Linked DNA regions of Mus musculus: region 1 is linked to region 2. A link is a loop called in an ENCODE intact Hi-C map of the cell type or tissue named here. Cell type or tissue: left cerebral cortex. All regions are shown on one strand. Each heading gives the region's core, and the rest is flanking DNA. Links, peaks and the distances in the headings are about the cores only.

The links. Peaks named below come from ENCODE experiments on the same cell type or tissue, not always from the same donor. Only the 100,000 strongest peaks of a DNase experiment are listed, where the experiment ranks them.
Region 1: it touches region 2 in a loop (6-fold over the local background); 2 of 42 quality-filtered maps call a loop at or near these places.

What each region holds. Positions count from the first base shown.
Region 1 is chr1:158,349,242-158,359,123 of GRCm38, reverse strand. Brinp2 (bone morphogenic protein/retinoic acid inducible neural-specific 2) reads left to right here and starts at 2,864. Exons shown (of 8, transcript NM_207583.2): 1 at 2,864-3,607. In left cerebral cortex, for the core only: CTCF peaks have their summits at 3,807 and 4,930; DNase peaks (open chromatin) are centred at 4,164, 4,464, 5,207, 7,177 and 4 more places; H3K4me3 peaks cover 4,978 bases; H3K27ac peaks cover 3,397 bases.
Region 2 is chr1:158,542,695-158,552,576 of GRCm38, reverse strand. The region is part of intron 8 of Astn1 (astrotactin 1); the gene reads right to left. All of the region lies in intron 1 of Gm37679 (a long non-coding RNA gene), which reads left to right. Among named protein-coding and RNA genes, the nearest start is that of Gm37679, 6.8 kb to the left of the region's middle. In left cerebral cortex, for the core only: no CTCF peak of the experiment used is centred there; DNase peaks (open chromatin) are centred at 2,798, 3,097, 4,645 and 7,278; H3K27ac peaks cover 5,957 bases.

The sequences.
Region 1 (9,882 bases), core at 805-8,804, 190 kb after region 2:
TTGATTGCTCACTGTCAAGTATTTCATTCCCTGATCACTAACTCCCCAAACTATGTGTTCACACACATACACACCAATGAAGATGAGGCTGTTTCCCATCCTCACTCCTAGGCCCTTCTCGTCACAGTGCTCTTCATTCCTTAGGTTATCCAAACTACTCAGATAAACCTCCAGCCTCATCTTGGAAATGAGAAATTGCATCACTTCCCGTTCTCATCATTCCATTCCATTCACCGAATACGTACATGCATGCAAACGCATATGCACATTCAGTTCAGACACTGAAAACAGTGTCTTGCATTAAATGTTTTTATTTGTAGAATTTAAACAACAATAATACTAATACATAAATAATAACAATGTATAACTTGCTTGGAGTTCATGAGAAGGAAATGAGATTGCACAAAAAGATCTCACACATTCAGACATTTAGTTGTTGCTCAGTGACAATAACCCTCTCCACTGTCTTGTTACATGACATAACTGTTTCAGACGGAAGTGGACTTTTGAAACATTGCCACAAGAATTCATATACTGTTGGTCTAAAAAGTAAATGTAGTGATTTATATTCCTTGACTTTTATATTCATTTAGAAGAAAAGATAGTATGTGTGCAGCAACAGTTAAAGGGTGGGACTAACTCAGATGATCATCAGCTTCTTGTGGCCAAGACATTAGTGAGTGGAAGAAATAAGGTGTAGAGCACTGTATCCTCCTAATATTCTATATTTTCACGGTTTAAGAGAGAGTGAAATTCTTTGGGAGTGGGTATTTGCATAGTAGTCCTCTTTGGGCTGTTATTAGATTTACTAAGAAAGAATCAATGTTTGCTTCTTGTAATGTTGGAAATGAAGTGAATAGTAGTTACCTCAAAGTACCTTCATCAGATGAACATTTGTAGGTTTTTTTAGTGTGTGATTTTCTTCATTAAAATATCATGGGTGATTTAAGAAAACACAGCCAAGTTTCTTGATTTTCATCAAGATTTTGATTGGCTGTCCCTTCTTGAGAAATCCTGGCACTTTCCTTCTTTCCATTGACAGAAGTTACACCTGTCCTACCATTCATCCATTCCCTCACTCCCTCAAGTTATTTCACAGGAAGACCTCCAAAGCGTTCTTACGTGGGTTAGGTTCAGTGGGCCTCTGTCTCTAGGAATCTCAGGAACAACTGGCTCCACAGTCAGGAGCAGTTAAACTCTCAGTAGTTTATTTAGATATTTTATCTTAGTTGAAGATCTGGGGACTCCACAGGACCGCCATTCTCTGGCATGTTTTATAGCCAGACTCCTGCAGAGTGTAGAAGGAATAACTTGGGTGAGATGCAGAGTAGAAAACAAGTAGAGATCAGATATGATGGAAATGGGTGGGGGTTTGTAGATAAGAAGCAGTTTCTAGACTTCCTCACTCTTTCAGAGCATCTGGCTAAAGGGGCACTTTATACCTAACCCCAGATATATCCTTCCTCTGTGTACATCTAACCTCTGCCCTCTGTTTTGTCTACTTCTTTCCAAAACAATCTCCGATGTTGCTCTCAACTCAAGGAAACTAAATGGAGACACTTGTCTCCCTCTCTGCCTATTCTCCTCTATATAGGCCTTCATCATGTGACTCACTGGGAATTCCCCCACATCCCTTGCCACTTTCAACTTATCTTTCTTCAACAACGGCTCTTTCCAAAATTTAGTGTAGTTCGCCAGTTAGTAGGATGCATTTCAGCCTCACACATTTATTAGAACATCAAAAACATATCGTTCACATCCATTCAATTAAAGTTAATATCTTTATTCCTCCTTCTTTCCTTCTTTCCCTCCTTTTCTCCCTCCCTTACCCACTGCCCGGACTTCCCTTTCACAGGCTCAGCAGACAGCACCTGCTTCTCAGAAACAAGGCTTGTCCTGTTCTCCTTTCTCTAGTCTTCCTTTAAAAAATGCGAGTCCCTCTTCCTGACAGCCACTGGAGTGAAAGGAGACACACAGAAGGAAACCATCACAGGCAAAACAATTCTCTTTCTTTTTGGACGCAGGCCATTTCAGAGGTCTCCCCAGAATCCCCAAGTTCTCCTCTTTGCTGTTGTCCCTACAGGTCTGGTGTGGGGCGTGAGGTGTCTCAATTTAGCTGTTCAGCGATTCTCTGCCTGGTCATCTTACCACAGAGCTCCTGTGGTCTTTTGCCTCCCTCTTTACCCCCTCCCTCCCCCCCCCCCGCCCCCGGCCCCGGGGTGTGTGTGTGTGTGTGTGTGTGTGTGTGTGTGAGAGAGAGAGAGAGAGAGAGAGAGAGAGAGAGAGAGAGAGAGAGAGAGCTATTTCTCACTTGGGGGCTCACTTCTAATTAAGTAATTCAGGAGGTTTAAAAAGCACAGAACAACTAAATGAAACCTCAAATTAGAAGGAAAATGGCTCAAATGGGTCCCCATCTCTGGGAGTTCTGGTTAAGCAAGCAAACAAAATGGGCTGGGACGAATGAATATTGTAACTCAGAAGACCAAAGCAAATGTAATTAGTTCCCAGTCTACTTCTTGTTCCTCAGCCTCTGACACGCTCCAATCTCACTCCCAACGCCACACGCAGCCGCGAATTTATCCAATTCTTCCTTATCCTTACTGCGGGGAGGGGGAAAAAGTCGCTGCTGCAAAAAGCTGGGAGGGTTAACAGAGCTGGTACCCCAGCCTGCCAGCTAGCCAAAGGAGATTGCCGGTAGGCCTCAGAACCCGCCTCCTGCCAGGCTTCACAGCCAATGGGAGCCTGTGGTGAGTATGGCGCAGGGTCCTATTGGCTGCCAACCTACGTGCATAAGAAAGAACGAGAGAGGCAGGCAGGGCAGCATTGTTATCTTAAGACACTCATCCGGTGTCTGAGTCTGCAGGTGACACTGGTTAGGTACGGACCGGGAAGCCGGAGTGGGGACGCGCCGGGCTGCAGCTCCAGGATGGAATCCGCCTGCCTGCCGCGCGGCTCGCGGCTCAACCCGCAGCGCCTCCGCTGAGCTCGACGGGTTCCGGAGGACTTGGAAATGCACCTGCCGCGCGCTCCGAGGACACCAGCAGGTCCTCAGGCAGCCGAAGGAGCCCAGACGCCTGAGGAACGATTTCTGTCCATGTACAAGGCACAGATTTCGGATGACAGGGCGGGTGAGTCTCTTTAGAGTTGGAAAAAAAAGAAGGCAAGATCTTGGGTTTCACCTCGGTCGAGGGACAGGGGACTTCTCAGTTGGCTTCCCACTTTCCTCACCTCTCCCACGCCGCGTGCGACCCAGCCTAGTGCTGATCCCACTTCACAGATGCTGTGGGTGCCTGGGATGCTCGCTGCTCCACGGCAAGGCAGCAGGCAAGTGGTCTAAAAGCTGCCGCCGCGGCGGCGGCGGCGACAGCAAAGCCCAGAGCAGGAGAATTTGAAAAGAGACATCCGTTCCCTCTCACAAGCTGAGGGGGTGGCATTTCATATTTCCCCAAAGGAGAAAGAGCCACAAGAAATCATGAAGTAAAAACTTTGGAAGGCTGCCACTGGAGATGTTGCACAAAAATCAGGCGTCTTTTGGGAGTCTCCTCGCAGTCCTTGGTGGTTTGGGGAGCAGCTGATACAGCAAGAAGGACTCTTACAAGGATTCAAGGTAATCGTGCAGGGGTCTGTACCCCTGGGTTTTCTGTATCACCTTTCGTTGTGATTTTCATGAGTCCTCATTCAACCTTCTTGTCTGGTGCCTGGCAATTGCAAGCAAAAGGAATAACTCCCATTCCACCCCGTAGTTTCTGTCAGGTGGAGCTTAGCAGTGGACTTTGGGTTTGAGCTGACTCTGGAATCGCCTCCTGGTGTCGCATGGCTGTCACAGAGCTTGGGCACTCTGCCTGACCTATATTGGTTTTTTTTTTTTTTTTTCTTTTTTTGCCTGGTTTAAGTCCTTAAAGTTAGTGCAACTCCCATTAGCTTTCGAAAATTCATTCGGGCTCCATAATTGCAGAGGATGACAAGGACTTTTGCTTGCCTAGCTGATGCCGGACAGAACTGCACGAGGTTCACTGTGTTTGGGGAGGACCCTAAAGACCTGGTATTCTTTTGTGCAATATAGCTGTATTCACATGGTCATTAAAGCCCTGTGGCATGCTTTAGAGGCCAGTCTATTTCTTCTATGAACATGTAATGAGGGACAAAAATAATTCCTAGGAGTGAATCCCATAGTCTCCTTTGGGTGGTATAACAGAAACCCCAATCGACTGAGTCAATCCTGGTAGTACACTGGAGACACTACAGGGAGAATATTGCTGTGCTGAAGGGAAGGGTCTGTTGAGACTATCTATCAGAGTGTTTTCCCTGTTCATACACAGCTGTGTGTGTGTGTGTGTGTGTGTGTGTGTGTGTGTGTGTGTGTGTGTGTGTGTGTGTGTGTGTGTTCACAGCTGTATGAAGGAAGCTGGCTGCTCACAGAAACACTAAGCATCTCTGCCTAGCCCCTGCTCGGGCCATGATGCCTGGGGTGTCGCTACCCAGTAGGAGGATGAACTTGTACACTGCTGTTCTAGCCCAGAGGAGTTCTCTCTTCACCAAGCAGTCTTTCTTCACGGTACATATTTATCCAGGGTATATAGACTTAAGCCAAATATTAACTAACAATCAACTGGATGCACTGTAATGTGATTGAACAGACCTTTCTGTAAAGAACCATATGTATGCTTTCCCTGTCCTGGGAGCAGGTTGCCCTGAGTAGGAACAAATGTGCTAAGAGAATATCAATTATGAAATAAAATCCGGACCGTATCCAACAGGGCCAGTGATATGTTAGCATAGGCCAATAAGAAGAATTAAACATATACACTGTGAGTTAAGTATTTCTCCCCAGGTCTTCTCTAGACAAGTGTATGTTGATTCCTTTGCTTTCCTCGCCCCCCTGGCCAGGCTCTTGGAAGATATGCAATGCCTGTATTAACCAGGAAGCTATAGGATTCTACTAAATCCCCTGGGGGGCAGTCTGATGACATCAGGAAACAGCTAGAGTGATGCTGAAGTCTATGTGTTTTCCCTCTTGATTTTGCACAGTTGTATGCCTGGTTTTTGTTTGTTTGTTTGTTTGTTTATGACATGGCCCTCATGAGTTCCTTCTCACCTGGAATGAGTTGCTATGTAGCACTGAGAGCATGACCAAGCAATGCTGCCACAGTGATCTATCTTACCAGTACCATAGCTGCTACCCACTCTGGGAAAAGATGCATGCTCTGCTTCTGTGAGGAAAGAAGAATTTGGAAAGATGCCGAGCAAGGAGACTGTGTTTGAGAGCAAGCGTCAGACCAGAATCTTGGCTGCTGGAAAACAGCTGGTTTTAAGGGGTTTGACAGCTGGGCTGCAGCCATGGGGAAGCCAGAAGCATTCTTGACTCTTACTTCTTTCGCCTTACAAAAAAATGGAGTTGTCTTTCCTTTCCCAGAATGGAGTGGTATGTGTTCAGTGTGGAAACAAGAAAAGTCAGAGGAGGTAAACGCTGGGGAGGACAGAAGGGCCCGATTCTTCTTGTGTTGGCCTGGTTTGGGGAATGGGAAACATCTCTTCCTGGACCTCAAGATCCCCTTCAGAGTGTTCCTCTCTGGCCTCCTGACAGGTTGTTTACTGAGCAAAGCCAGAGGGCACAGAACGTCCCTGCTCCCTGCGTCATCAACTCCTCCTGATCCTCTTCCCCAAGGTACAGGCTTGCACCTGGGAGCACCACCTTAGACCTATCCCTCAGGGAGGGTGCTCCAAAATCCCTCTCCACTCACAAACAAGAGGTAATCTGAAGGGACTGGAGATAATGTGTGGGCACTTTGCACTGGCTGGAATGTTCAGTGTTCAGGTTCCTAGCTAGTGTTTAAGCGAGCACTGTGTGGTATTACTTCTGGAGAGCCATTCTTTCTTCTTATTAAATAATAAGTCCTTGCATATATTTTGAAGAGCTCCTTTCCCAAAGAGCTGGGAGCATTTACAGAAGTCCTCTACATAATTCTCAGATGGCTTATAGTCTCCTTTGTCTTTGGTTATCCTAAGATGTAGAGCGTGAAAGACTTCAGTCTTCTTCTTGGAAAGGGGAGTGCAGAGAACCCCAGAAGAAGATCTGTCTTACACAGGACACACAGCAGTAGGAAAACTCATGGAATGGAGGCCTGGGTCTTACTGCTTCCTAATTAACCTCAGTCCCCTGGGCTCCTTCTAAGGCATAGTTCCATCTCAGTGTTTGCGATCTGACTTGGTTGCTTTATACGTTACAAAGCAAGGAGGCTGTGATGTGATTTGGGGGGTCCTCCTCTGGCAGTACATCAAGGCACAGAGGGATAAAAAAAACCTTAGGAAACTTTAACCCCATGATTTTGTAGTCTACTTGGGAAAATAGGCCTATGTCCAGGCAAAGGTAAATGATGATGTATTCTCAACAGAAGTTCAATACAAGAGAAGTCAAAAGGCTGACCCTATTAATCAGCCATTGATCTGTACTAATAATAAGAGCTATCAGTATTTCACGAAGGGAGAATTAGAATGGAGCCATGAGAGTTAGAGTGGAATATTTTGGGTAGGCAGAGCAGGGCTAACGGGCTCTAGTTGATCAAGTCCCTCACTGGAACACAGGCACAGGGAGAAGCTGAAACCAGCATGGTCTGCATGGGCCTTTGGGGCCACCTCTCTTGCAACCTGGAAATCCTATGTATCTGTGTTCATTGTATTAAACATGTACGGCCTAGCGGAAGTTGATCTAGGATCCTGACAGGGCTCTGAAATACTGGGCATATTGCTAGACATTGGAAATGTTACCTGGCCTTCCATCCACTCTCAGGTCTAAGCCACATACAATGGGAAAAGCTTTACTCAAGGTCAGAGAGCCTATCAACTTTATATCAAAAAAAAAATTTGAATGACGATGTTGGGGAAGGCAGGCAAATTTCAAGAGAACACAAGAAAAGACTTCTCATATTTTAGAATCAGAATCCTTTAAGAGAGAGCTTTGATTTTCCCCCATTTCCTATTTCTCCACCCAAATGTTCCTCTTGGGGTTTACTTGGAACCGGCAAAATGCCAAAGCCCTTAGGCATTTAGCATTGAGCAGAAGATTTCCAATCTTAAGATTCTTGAGCATGCCCATGTACATAACCTCTTGTCTCCTCTTCTCTTTCCCTTTTAATAAAACATATGCTGTTGCAGTCACAAAGGAGGAGACCACAAAAAAAGACAGGAGGGGGTGGGGAGTGGTACTGCCCGCAGCTGTACCACGGGGTTCTGTGATTGTTCAGCAGAGCAAAGAAGGGAGAGGCATGGTGTCAGCCTGGGTAGAACCAAGGGGAGTCTAAGGGCTGCTGCTGTCTCACAGGAGAAGGCTGCAGCCAGTTACACACACACACACACACACACACACACACACACACACACACACTTGTTCTAGGAGTTGGTCTGAAGCATCACTCAGGCTGCACGCCACTGTGTGAATGGCTCCATCCTTACAATAGGGAACGCTCCCTTTGGACATGAGAAGAGAATGACTTGCCACAGTCCCCTCCCTAACTTCTCTGAGATCTGGAGGGAGTTCCCTGGGAGCGCAGACTCTCTGTGTATTTGGTCCAAGAGTACAGTCTCAAACCAGCTCTTAAGAGACATTAGCTCTCTCTTGAAGATCCTACCTTAATCCTACCTGTCACCCTTGTTTCTACTAGCACCCTTATGCTAATGGCCAGTAGCTGGGCTGTGCATAGGACTTCTTCTCTCTTTACTTTTCAGAAATGTACACTGCCATGTTCAGGGTTGAGCCAGAGTCCTGGGCCCATGATGTGTTGTTCATAATTTTGGAGGAAATCCTGCTCTGTTTGGGAAGGAAGTGTCAGAAGGCTAAATTATGATGGCTGCAGTGGGCTAGACTTCTCTAACCTACTGGTGCAGGTTGGTCCTCTTTAAATTATCACTCTGATATGCAGAGGAAAGTATGAATACCATCATCATATTCTGCCATCTTCAGTGGCTGGTCCTGTCCCATCATTTGTTTTTCTCAAACTCAGTTGCAATGCTAAAATACCTGGGGTGCTGGATTGGGTAAAATTAGGAGCCACTGCAGGCAAAAATCCACCCAAGAACTCCACAGGTAGCTCAGGGGCTCTTGAAATGCATGCCAGGATTGTAAAATTGAAAAGATTTACTTTTTCAAAAGCCATATAAGAGCCAGGCAGTGGTAGCGCACACCTTTAATCCCAGCACTTGGGAGGCAGAGGCAGGCAGATTTCTGAGTTCGAGGCCAGCCTGGTCTACAGAGTGAGTTCCAGGACAGCCAGGGCTACATAGAGAAACCCTGTCTCGAAAAAACAAACAAACAAACAAACAAAGAATTATAAGAAACTGGGTATGTGGCTCTGTTGACATGTTCCTTGCCTAACATGCCTCAAGCCCTGGATTTTGTCTCTAGCACCACATAAACCAAGCCTGGTGACACACACTTGTTAATCCTAGTACTTAGGAGGTAGAGGCAGGAAGATCAGAAGTTCAAGGTTATTCTCAACTGTATAGAGAATGGGAGGCCTGCATGGGATATAAGAGACTCTGTTTCTAAGAACACCCCCCACCCACCCACACACACACACAAACAAAATCAATGTAAAAATATCACTATTTTACACTGATTTTAGATTTAAATGATGTAATATTTCAGATATGCTGGGTTAAAAAAAATCCAGTTTTTTTGTTCATTTCTTTTAGTTTTTAATATAGGGACCAGAAGTTAGATTTCCATCGGTGGCAGACAGTGTATTTCTTTTAAACCGCGCTAGCCAGGCCCTGCAGAGCAGTAGCAGGTTAATGGGGGAGAAAGGGCAGAGCTTGAGACAGGAGGAGCCTGAGACATAAAAAGAAAGAGAACATGGAAGGAGAGGTCAAGAGCGGCCCAGAGGGAGCCTCTGGGCATGGGTTTCTGAAATTTAAAAGCAAGAAACACAAATAGCCTACATGGCCTATATTTATTTGAGGAGGGACCTAGCTAACTGTGACTCAGCCCACTGGAAGCTTTTCTAAAGCAATATAGCCCTCAGCTCACATGCCCAGAGTGAGTTGGTGAGAGGCCTTTTGGTTTAGTCTGGTTTTTTTGTTTTTTTTTTTGTTTGTTTGTTTTTTAAAGGGGTAGGGAGTGTAATAGTAAAAATAACTAAGTGAATGATCTTCAGGTTCTCTCTCCAAAAAACGAGGACATACTTGTCTGTACTTAATCTTAATCTTCGAAGTCCCTCCTGTGCCCTCTCTGCCATCATGTGACCTCCCCTTTCCTGACTTTTTCGTTTTTTCAAAACAGACATGTTTTAGTGTGGCAGGGAGACAGAAGAGCTACCACTGTATTTTTCAAGATTATTTACCAAACTATCCATTGCAACGGAAAGACGTGAGGATCACATTTTATTTGTTAATTACAGGTTGAAAGGCTACCACCCCTCCATCATAACTATGCTGGTACTGTTAGTCACCGAGAGAAGGGTTGGACATGCCTAGAACTTCTCTCATGTTTGCTTAGCCCTTCTATCATTTGCAAAAATATTCTTCCAAGCTGTATTGCACTTGATTCACACATCACCCCCAGGGAGCAGTTATTATCTCCTTCCCATGTTTTCCATGATCTCTCTTCAGATTACCTTTATGATTATATTTTCTAACCCTTCTGTTTCTATGGTCTTTATTCAGTCTTGCTTGTAGTTTTAAAATATGAATTATGTGAAGGAGGCATTATTATCTCTCAAGCCCCCTCTCAGCACCTACAAACCTCTCTCTTAGGGTGTTGTTCTTAATGTAAAGATAGAGCAGAGTACCAAATATAGCTTCAGTTCATTGAAGACACTCAACAAATGTCATGCCCACTTCCTGCTGAAGATCTCTAGTTTGATACACGGACAGTTTTGGTATCCCAAA
Region 2 (9,882 bases), core at 1,193-9,192:
CCCCACAGCTCTCTCATCCATCCTCAGACCCTGCTTTTATGCGATGTGAAGAAACAACTCACTGCCTCTTGTAAGTCTTCATCTTCTACTTCAAACCCCGTGAACTTCTTCTGCGAACACCTGTCCATCCTAGGGGAGACTTGACTGTTCTGATTATATCAAAAGAACTCTTTCATGTTCCTCTCTCTCAGGCCAAACATGATCCACATGGCGTGCACAGTCTGTTTCAGGGCAAGAAAATGCCAGGATGAGCAGCTCAGTCCCCACTTCCCTGCACCAGCTCAGCGTGGGTCTCTGCCTTCTTTGCTCTTTCCCCACTGCTGGTCAACCCCCCTCAGCGCTGTTACAACCTCAGCCCCGCTACCCACTCACAGCTCTGTTGTGTGCCTCTCCCCACACCCATCCGAGTTTCCCATGACCTCAGTCCTCAAGGTCATTGCAGCTCAGTGTTCCTTCTCTCTGTCTCCTGCTCTTGTCACTCACGGGGCCCTTTAAGAAGTCAGGCTGATCAAACAGGGACTCTGGGCTAGAACGAGTGCATCCAAAGGCCTGAACAATTGCATTGTGCTTTCATTGTCCCCACTCTGTGGCTTTGTTGCTACCAAGGGGGTTGCCTTGGTGCCTCAGACACTAGCCCAAAGCCAAAGCAAAAGGTGTGCAGTCTCAGCCTCACCTGCTCCCTGCGTCCAGAGCCAAAACTGTTTTACTTAGACATTCGTTCTGTGCCCCATTAGCCCCACTAGATCCCTGCTTTCCACTGAATGGACAAATTTACTTTCAAACCAAAATCTCTAGTCCTAGCTATTTTCTTGTTACACTCTCTCCTGTCTAGGTTATTTTGTGAATGGAAGAAAGGTGGCATTTTCTTGCTGCAGGGGTGACCAGCCACCCCATCTGTTCACATGAACACCCCGATACATTCATAGAATGACAAGTCTGCTGAGGTCAGTGCCCCTGAAGCTGATTCTCAGACTAGCTTTCTTGATCCTCAAAAAAAAAAAAAAAAAAAAAAAAAAAAAAAAAAAAAACTCCTCTTCATGAATGTCTTCCAGGCTTTCCACGTTTATTTTCTGGTTAATTCTCTTCACAACAGTGCACTTACCTGCTAGGCACGAACTAACGAACTAACTGGGAAGGCGCTGGAATTGGTATTAAGTCCAGGTATTAGATTAAGCTGGCTACGCATCAGGAAAGGGTTCTGATCAGTCCATAGTAGAGAAGGGCATTAGAAATGACTACTTTAAACTTTGGTCAAACTATAAACAACATTAGTATGGATCAAAGCAGCCATTTTGGCAACCCAAGCTATATCATACCGGAAAGCTAACACCTGAAGAGATGTTCTAGCTCTCTACAGTTAGAATGAAACAAAAACGGTCTGAAATGGGGGAAGTAGATAGTCCATAGTGTTTCATTTTCTACAGTGTCATTGTGCCATGGGTACCTGACCTTGAAAAAACTCCCCCCTCCCCCATCTCATTTCCTTCTGTGTACACTGATAACCATCTGAACCTCATGGGAAGGTATTGGTGGGACAGTATCTACCTCATAGGATTGTGGACAAATTGAAAAGGTTAAGGCATATAACATGAGCCATAATGGCAGGCACAGAGGCAGCACAGTGGTTGTATTTGCTGTTATCATCACGTCTGCTGTCCTCGTGGCAATAGACTCCTACATTGACTCCTGTACTGATGTTCTTGCCACAATTAATGCTGAAGGCTGAAGCTTTCCACTGTGACGGCTTGGGGGTTGGTTACTACATATATGTAGTGGAGGAACGACAGGGGCATTGGAATACATCCTATGAATGACGTTAGCCTCATAACAGGTGTCAATACCTCTGAGACTGAGCTGTCCTCATACAATGTAGAGGTTGTCAAGCTTTTTCTGTTACGAGCTCCATGATAAATAGGTTTAGCTTTGTAGCTTCTGTAATTCCTGCTGCAACCACATGACTTTGACACTGTAGCAGGGAAGTAGCCCACAGATAATACCCAAACTGTGTTAACAGTAAAACCTTATTTACAAAGAGAGATGGGAGGTCTGATTTGGCCTTAGGCCAGTAGTTAGCCTATCTAAAACCACTCCTGTGACACCATCACCATTAATCTCACAGGAAGCTCTTCACAGCTTCCCATTTCCTACCGGGCACCACCCAGGCTGACTGGAGTCTAACCTCTCTTTCCTTTTTCTCTCCTTGCCTTCATACCTCTCTTTTTGAGAACCCACAGCATGAGTGGACCATCTTCCCTGAAGGAACTGTGCACATTCACTGCCCTACTCCTCAAAAGGGATCCCCATTGCTTACTCTTTCCTTCCTCCCTCTCTTTCTCCTCTTCCCTACCACCAATACCTCCACTCCCCAAAAGGATCCCCTGGCTTCATCCTCCCTTCCTCTCTTTCAGAGGTGGGCACAATGACAGGGTAATTAGAAAGGCATTAATAGTGTCTGAGGACACTGGAGCATTATTGGGGTCCAACAGCTTTGCAAAGAAAAGAAGCGAGTAGTTTCAAGAGGCATTTCCAATATGAATGAATTGGATCTGGTGATTCAAAGTAGGCATGTGAATGAGAAAGTGGATAGGGTAATTGCGGAGGAATATGGAGACTTGTCCCCAACTTTTTCATCTGGAAGAATGCAGGGTAGATGATGCTATTTATAAGGTAAGATGGTGGATAAATGATGCTATTTATATGGGCCAAGATGATGGGAGTTAGAGCAGATATCCATGTGGGAGTAGGCTTCGTGTTCCATTCTGGACAGGTTAATTTTAGATACTTATAGCAACTCCATGAACAGAGATCCAGGAGCAGTTAGAGATGGGGCATAAAAATAAGAATAGGGGTGAGGATTGGAGGCAACATTTTGGAAACAAGCATATGGACTAGAGTCAAGAACTGTGATGTGGGGAGAGCTACTGGGGAAAATAATGTAATCTGTCAATGGAAAGAAGCCAAGGACCCTTTGAAACCTCTGAAGAGAAAGGACATGCAGACAATGTCTGAAAACAGGTGCTTTTCAGATCCTCAAATGTGTAGCCTAGTGTCACTATGGGAATAGAAGGAGGTCAAGGCATATATTCAAATGAATAGAAATGAGGGGAAAACACAATGTAGCGCTAGATATAGTAACAAAGAACCTTCCAAGTGAATTTCTCACTCCCTCAGAGAAACTTGGTTCTGGGTCTAAACCCACACTCTAACTAACCTAAATGTGCTTTTAAGTATCCAAGTGATGTTAATCCTACTTTTGGATCCTAAACTCAGAGATGGTATTTATTCCTTGACAGAACCTAAGAGCTATTTGTTGCTCCCCGTTCTTAAGAAATGTTCTTTGATGTAAGGATCTTACATATTTTATTTTAATCTTATTTATTTAACATTTAGATGCCTGGTATCTATACCAGGTCATCACTGCAAGAACAAGGGAAGGTAGGATAGCTTTCTGATGAAAGAAATCAAATTTCAGGAATAAGATATATAGGCCAGATGGAAATAAGAATTTATACAAACATACACATTCTACTGTCTGTTTGAATGAGGCTAAAATGGTCAAATCCATATGTAAGGAACACTGGCTGTGGCAGTCACTCTTTTGTTAATGCTGCAGGATTAGCATCAAGTCTAAATATGTGAGATGTCCGCAATTACCCAGTTGACACTGCACCAAGGAAGAGGTCTTAAGTATTTAATAGGCTGAAACTCAGGTCAAAGGAAAAAAAAAAAAAGAGTATTCACCCAGTTTTGACTTGTCCTGATCTTTTACAGAATTGAGTTTAAGAAAATGAAATACATTTGCTACTATTTTGACTCCCATGGGGTTATAAGTGTGGTGGAAGAAGAATGCTGTGTGTGACAAGGTGCTTCATTTCGGTGTTTGGGGTTTCTGTTACCTTCTGAATGACTGTGGGCTTAGACATTCAATTTATTCTTATTTAGCAACTTTTTATCCAGCTGTCAGAGGCATTAGATCTCATCACTGCCACTTTCTTTGGAAAACAGTAACCTTCGCCTGGCGATATTTTCCATCCCTTTCAGTGGTAGGAAAAGAGCCAATTAAGCCTCATCCTGCGGAGGTCCAATGGCCAAACACACAAAACAACGCAAACCTAGCAACTCCATTAAAGTTTTGCATCCATAGCCTGTGACACGGGAAAGAGGGAAGAGGATGCCAGTCACACCAGGTCTCCGAAAGTGGGGGTCACTTTCTCTTTTTAAATGAAGGGTACATGTTGTCCCCCGCCTCTGGTGAATTTCTTCTGCTTTCCTACAGAGCAAGTGAAGAAGAGGAAGAGGAGAAAAGAAAAGAAGGGGTTAGCTTGGACCATGATTTTTTGCTGGTAATGGACGAATAATGGCTCATTCCAGGAAGACAGAGAAAATGGGCTAAATTAGAAACCATTTCACAAAGCTGGGCCTCAGTATCAAGTTGAGCCAAACTCAATCCAGCACAGCAATTTCCCACCTCCCAACTGTTTCTGCCTGTGCTCAAAGCTCCAATTATATCAGCCTGAGTACTTCTTGTAAACTCCAAACTCTGGCTTCTCTTGCTTGCCTCCCCTGCCCCCACCTTGAGCTCTCTCTGGCTCTAAAAGGGGAGTGTTGACTGTCAGTAGATTTGGGCTTCCTTCCCTCCTTCAGCTTTCCTGAGCTGCCTCCCTTTTCTCCAGTTTCCTTTATTAAAAATGCTAATTCTACCATTTTCTGCCTGGATCCCAGACAAACACAGTCAAAAGGAGCGAGGATGGGAGGGAACAGGAGCGCAGAAATGTTCTGAACCAAGGAGCAGCTTTTTATCTGGCTGTCCCTCTCTGGATGCTCCCAGCCTTCCCTGAGGCTCACAGCAGTGCGAGCACAGCAGGGGTTGGGGGAGGAGGAGGAGGCTGAAAAAAATTTTTTTTCTCATTTTAAAATTAAAATCCCCTAAAAAGAAAAATTGCTGTCCTTGTAACTTTAGTAGGGACTTTTGGCTTTTGTTCTCTTTGTCAGAGTGGCAAATTTCATCTTCTGTTCTGGAGGCCGAGAGAAGGAAGAGCAGAGGCGTGCAATATACCAGGCTCCATAGAAAGAAGAGGAAGAGAAGATGAGGATGAATGCTCAGAGGGATAAAGTGAGCGGGGAGTGAGTGCGAGGATGTGGTGGCAGGGAAAGCACAGAAGGGAAATTGGAATGCTAAGAGAAGGCTGGGGTGGGCATAGCTGAAGAGGGAAGCAAATGAAGAATAAAGAAGCCAGTAGAAAACAATGAAGAGGGCTGGTGAGATGGCTCAGTGGGTAAGAGCACTGGGGTGGATGCAGCACTCTATAAACTGCATAGAGGAAAGAAGCCTTGGGGAAACCCCCAGAGATCAGTTATTCATACCCCACATCACCAGGTATGTTGTACAGGATTTTCTCCATCAGCCAGGCAATGCAGAGATGCCTGTGGTGCCCATACATCAATAGCACGTGCTCAGCCTTCCTCTTTCTTTTATTTCATCCAATTTCCTGGTTATATCTACTTCAAAGTCCTTAACACCCTGCCTCATGACATTGTTATCTTACAGATACTCCTAGAGCAGGGACACATCTTATATCAGTGTGTTTACCAAGTTATACCCCTTACGTTTGTTCTTCTCTCTCTGCAAACTAATGCCTGACCCCGTATAATTAGTTTTGGTATTCTCTCCCAGAGACCCTCATTTTTCTGTACTTCAGGTAGTAAAACACCTTTTACATTTGACCGTGAAACCCCTAGAGGCCATTAAAAGTGGTTGTCCGAAGCTGGGAAGAAAGAGTTCATTGAAGAGGAAATAATGCACAAGCTGCCATCAGGAGACCTGATCCCAGATAATTCAACATTAATCAGCTGTGTGACCAGCTGGATTAGTGGGAAGCCTGTTTTAGCTCTGACAGTCTTAAGAGCTGATCTTCCTTAAGTCCTCAGGAGAGCAGTACGCTGGGGGATGGGTTTCAGAGCCTCCCAGCCTTGGACTCAACTCTTGGCTCCACATAACCATGAGCCAGGTAGTAATTTATTTGATCTTCTCATGGTGATGTGGCCAGACGCAAGCTCAGGGTGATAATGCCACCTTCTGAGGGGAGCCTCAGGAATAAAAATCAACTCTCCAAGGTGATTCCCTGATTGTCACACCTTCGCTAGGCTGAAGGAAATATCTACAAGTTCCATTTACTACAGAATTAGTATTTATATCTACAACTTAGGGGCCATTAGGAAAAGTAATAGCCATACATTTTAAGTAGACGCCACTGTTTGGTTGATAATTTAAAAATACCTTACAATGGCCTGTAAAATGGCAGCTGTGACCCATGAAGAGGGCGTGATGTAAGACAGCGGTTCTCAACCTTCCTAATGTGATCCTTAAATACAATTCCTCAGTTTGTGCTGACTCCCAGCCATAAAATTGTTTTCAGTTCTACTTCGTAACTGTAATTTTGCTACTGTCACATATCATAACAAAAATATCCATGTTTCCCCATGGTCTTAGGCGATCCCTGTGAAAGGGCTGTTCAGTTCCCCAAAGGCATCTCAACCCATACCTTGGGAACTGCTGCTGTAAGCAAATCATGGGTAAAATTCTTTGTTAAGAACAGACCAGGTCTCCAACAAATGGCAGCGTTTTCTGCTACTAATGGGAATATTTCACAGCATCTGAGTTGGACCCAAAGAAGTAAATTAAAGTTGATCTTATCCAGATTCATTCTCTCCCCACCCCCATAGTGTTAAAAATATGGGTCTGAAGGATTCAGAAAGTATTTTGTAAGTCAAGTACCGGCACACTACCTTGAAGAAATTGTGTGTGTGTGTGTGTGTGTGTGTGTGCTCACTTGCACATGTTCATGTGTATGAATGTATATGTATGTATATGTGTATGTATGTGCACATTTATATGTTGTACATGCATGTATATGTTCATATTTTATTCATATATTATATATAAATGTATATAAACACAGAATACTATACATATGTATTTATATGTGTATATGAAAAACTCCAAAGATAAACATTTTGAGTGAGAATTCTGTCTTAAATCTCACTAGAGACGTCCACCATGGGCCCCCTGTGTGACTGACATGAAGAAATGGCCTAGATGACTAAAAGCTAGCACTGTACTGGTTTGTACAAACTCACACAGCAAGAGAAACACCTGCCTTCTTTTCCCTTGGGATTTGCCATCTCATCTGAGATGGGCTCTTTTGCAGTCTGTGCTGAGTGTTTGTTAGGTGGAGGGTGCTAAAGAGGGAGTGACTCAGAAGGGTAAAGAAATCCCAGTTACTCTTCCTCTCTAAAGCAACCACAGCGAGATGACAGCCACAAGCCCTGCTCATCCATTCTGACTTAATGCTTACGCTGCCGTACTGTGGGATGAATTGTGCCTTGCCTGAAATCCAGATGCTAGAGCTCTCAGTCGCTTTGTGACTATTCTGGCAAAAAAGGCCTTTAAGAAGGAATATGGGGCTGAGCTCTTATTCAGCAGGACTAGTGTCCTTAGAAAAAGAGGAAGGGAAGTCCCAGAGTTTCCTTTACTGTGTAAGGACACAGTGAGAGTGTATCTATCTGGAGGTCAGCTGTGGCTACATAAGAAACTACATCCTGGGTCTTGTAGCCTCTCCAACTGTGAACAAATCAAATAAACTTATGAGTATCAAGTTGTCTAACTCACAGGTTTGTTTTCTTTTTGATTTATTATCTTTATTTATCCTTGGTGAATTTTGTACATCTATATAATGTATTAGACTATATTTACTCCCACTCCTCCTTGGACTTCTCCTAGAACACCTCCAGCCATGTCTCCCTCTCAAGTTCATTTCTTCCTTTTTAATTCATTGAATCCAACATACGCTGTTCAAAGCACATGGTGGAGGGCCACCCATGGTAGCACAGGCCACCTACCAGGGGCCACTTCCCTGAAGAAAATCGGCAATCTCTACTCTGGCAACCTTCAGTTGCCAAGTCTCCTCAGCTAGGGGTAGGACATTGTGCCACCTCTCTCCTCTGTGAAGCAATGCTGTGATTTTGTGCAGACAACCACAGCTGTCGGGAGTTCATGAGTACAGTATCCAGAAGACAGTTTGGCGACCTTCCTCCCCAACTTTACAATCTTTCCACTTTCTTTTCCCTTCCACAATGTTCCCTAAGCTAAATGGCCAGACATGGTTTTGAATGTTTTGGCTTTAGGGTGTTATTTTGTTTGAGAGAGGTGTCTCTCTAAGCCAGGCTGACCACAGACTCATGACAATCTCCCCCTCTTTGCCTCCTGTGTGGAATTACAAAGATAAGCCACAATACCCAACTTGATATTTTTTATGGTAACTGTGGATGACTAATATAAACACTCTTTATGGCCAAACAAGAAGGTGGCATCGCAGGCACATCACAGAACCAAATAAGGAGCAGCCCGTGCCCATAAGAAGTTTAAGGTCCTGTGCAAAGGCTGATAAGAACACTCACTGCTCTGAGCTCTCCCTTTGGCTGTGGTCCTCGGGGGAAGAAGCTTTTAAATCATGACAGTGCTGACAGGAGAACAGAAATGAGCATCTTGGGAAAGCTCTGTGGGGTGAGTTAGAGGTAGCTGGGAACAGGATAATATGTATCCATAACCCGGTTTTCCTCCACCCCATATCCTGTAGCTATTCCAGGAACATTCTCTTCCCAGAAATCCCTCTTCTACAATATCTAGCTGTATCTGTGCCATAGATACACACTCAAGTGATCCAAGCTAAGCTGATGAGGACTCTATTAGATCCCATTTGCCGTAGGCTGAGCCTTTGTCCCATCTGCATTTGGGTTCTGTAATTGTGTAAAGGATGCATCATAGCCACTGTATTTCCTTCTGCTATATATATGTAAGTTGCCATTTAGGTGTTTCCTTCATATTTGTTTATTCATTTCAAGTCACCCATTCATTGGTTTCACAAACATTTAAAGCTAGCTTCTAATTTCTCTGCACCCAACTTTCTTAAACCTTTATGCATGTTATACCAGCTCTATGACAACTGTGGGCTTCATCATAAGCATAAAGAGATTCCTTACTTCCTTTCTTGAGACTGATCCCTGTCAGAGATGCAGGTATATAAGGTGTGTGTTTGTGTGTGTGTGTGTGTGTGTGTGTGTGTGTGTGTGTGTAAGAAAGAAAGAGATACATGGAGATAAGAGAGAGAGAAAGAAGAAAGATAGTGTCAGGGAGACAAGGAGAAAAAGGGAAGGAGAGAAGGCATACCCCAGCTTCACACACTGATGTGCATTGGAAATGAATTTAACAAACCCTGTGAAATTAAGGAACTGACAACAAGAACAACCAATTAAAAAAATACATCTCCCCCCCACCCCCCCACCCCCGCTTGCTGCTAACCTTTCACCAAACATGGACTGCTCACTAGCCTTGTGCCACAGCTTTCCTGTCCCCCCTACAAAGCTAAAGTTGAAATTTAATTACCTTTGCCATGATGATAACAGGTGGGGGCCTTAAGCAAGAGCTTAGGTCATGAGGGTCGCTATGTTCTCGTAGGTGTGGATGAGTTATCACAGGAAGATTTCTTATAAATATGATTTCACTTTATTTTACTCTCCATGATGTGGTCACTTGTCCTTCCTCTGTGTTATTATGTATAAAAAGTTCCTTACCATCTACTACCATGTGCTTTTAGACTTTCAGCCTCTATACTGGAAAAAAAAATCTTCTATGGTTTATAAATGACACAGTCTATGGAATTCTTTTATTGTAGTGTAAAACTGACCAAGAATAAACCAGGTAATGAAGGACAAACATTTAAAGTATATGTGACTTTGCACATGGACAATGTGAAAAGGATAGATGATTTGAAAGGAACATGTGGACCAACCCTACATTTGCATGACTGCAGCATTGAGAGTGAT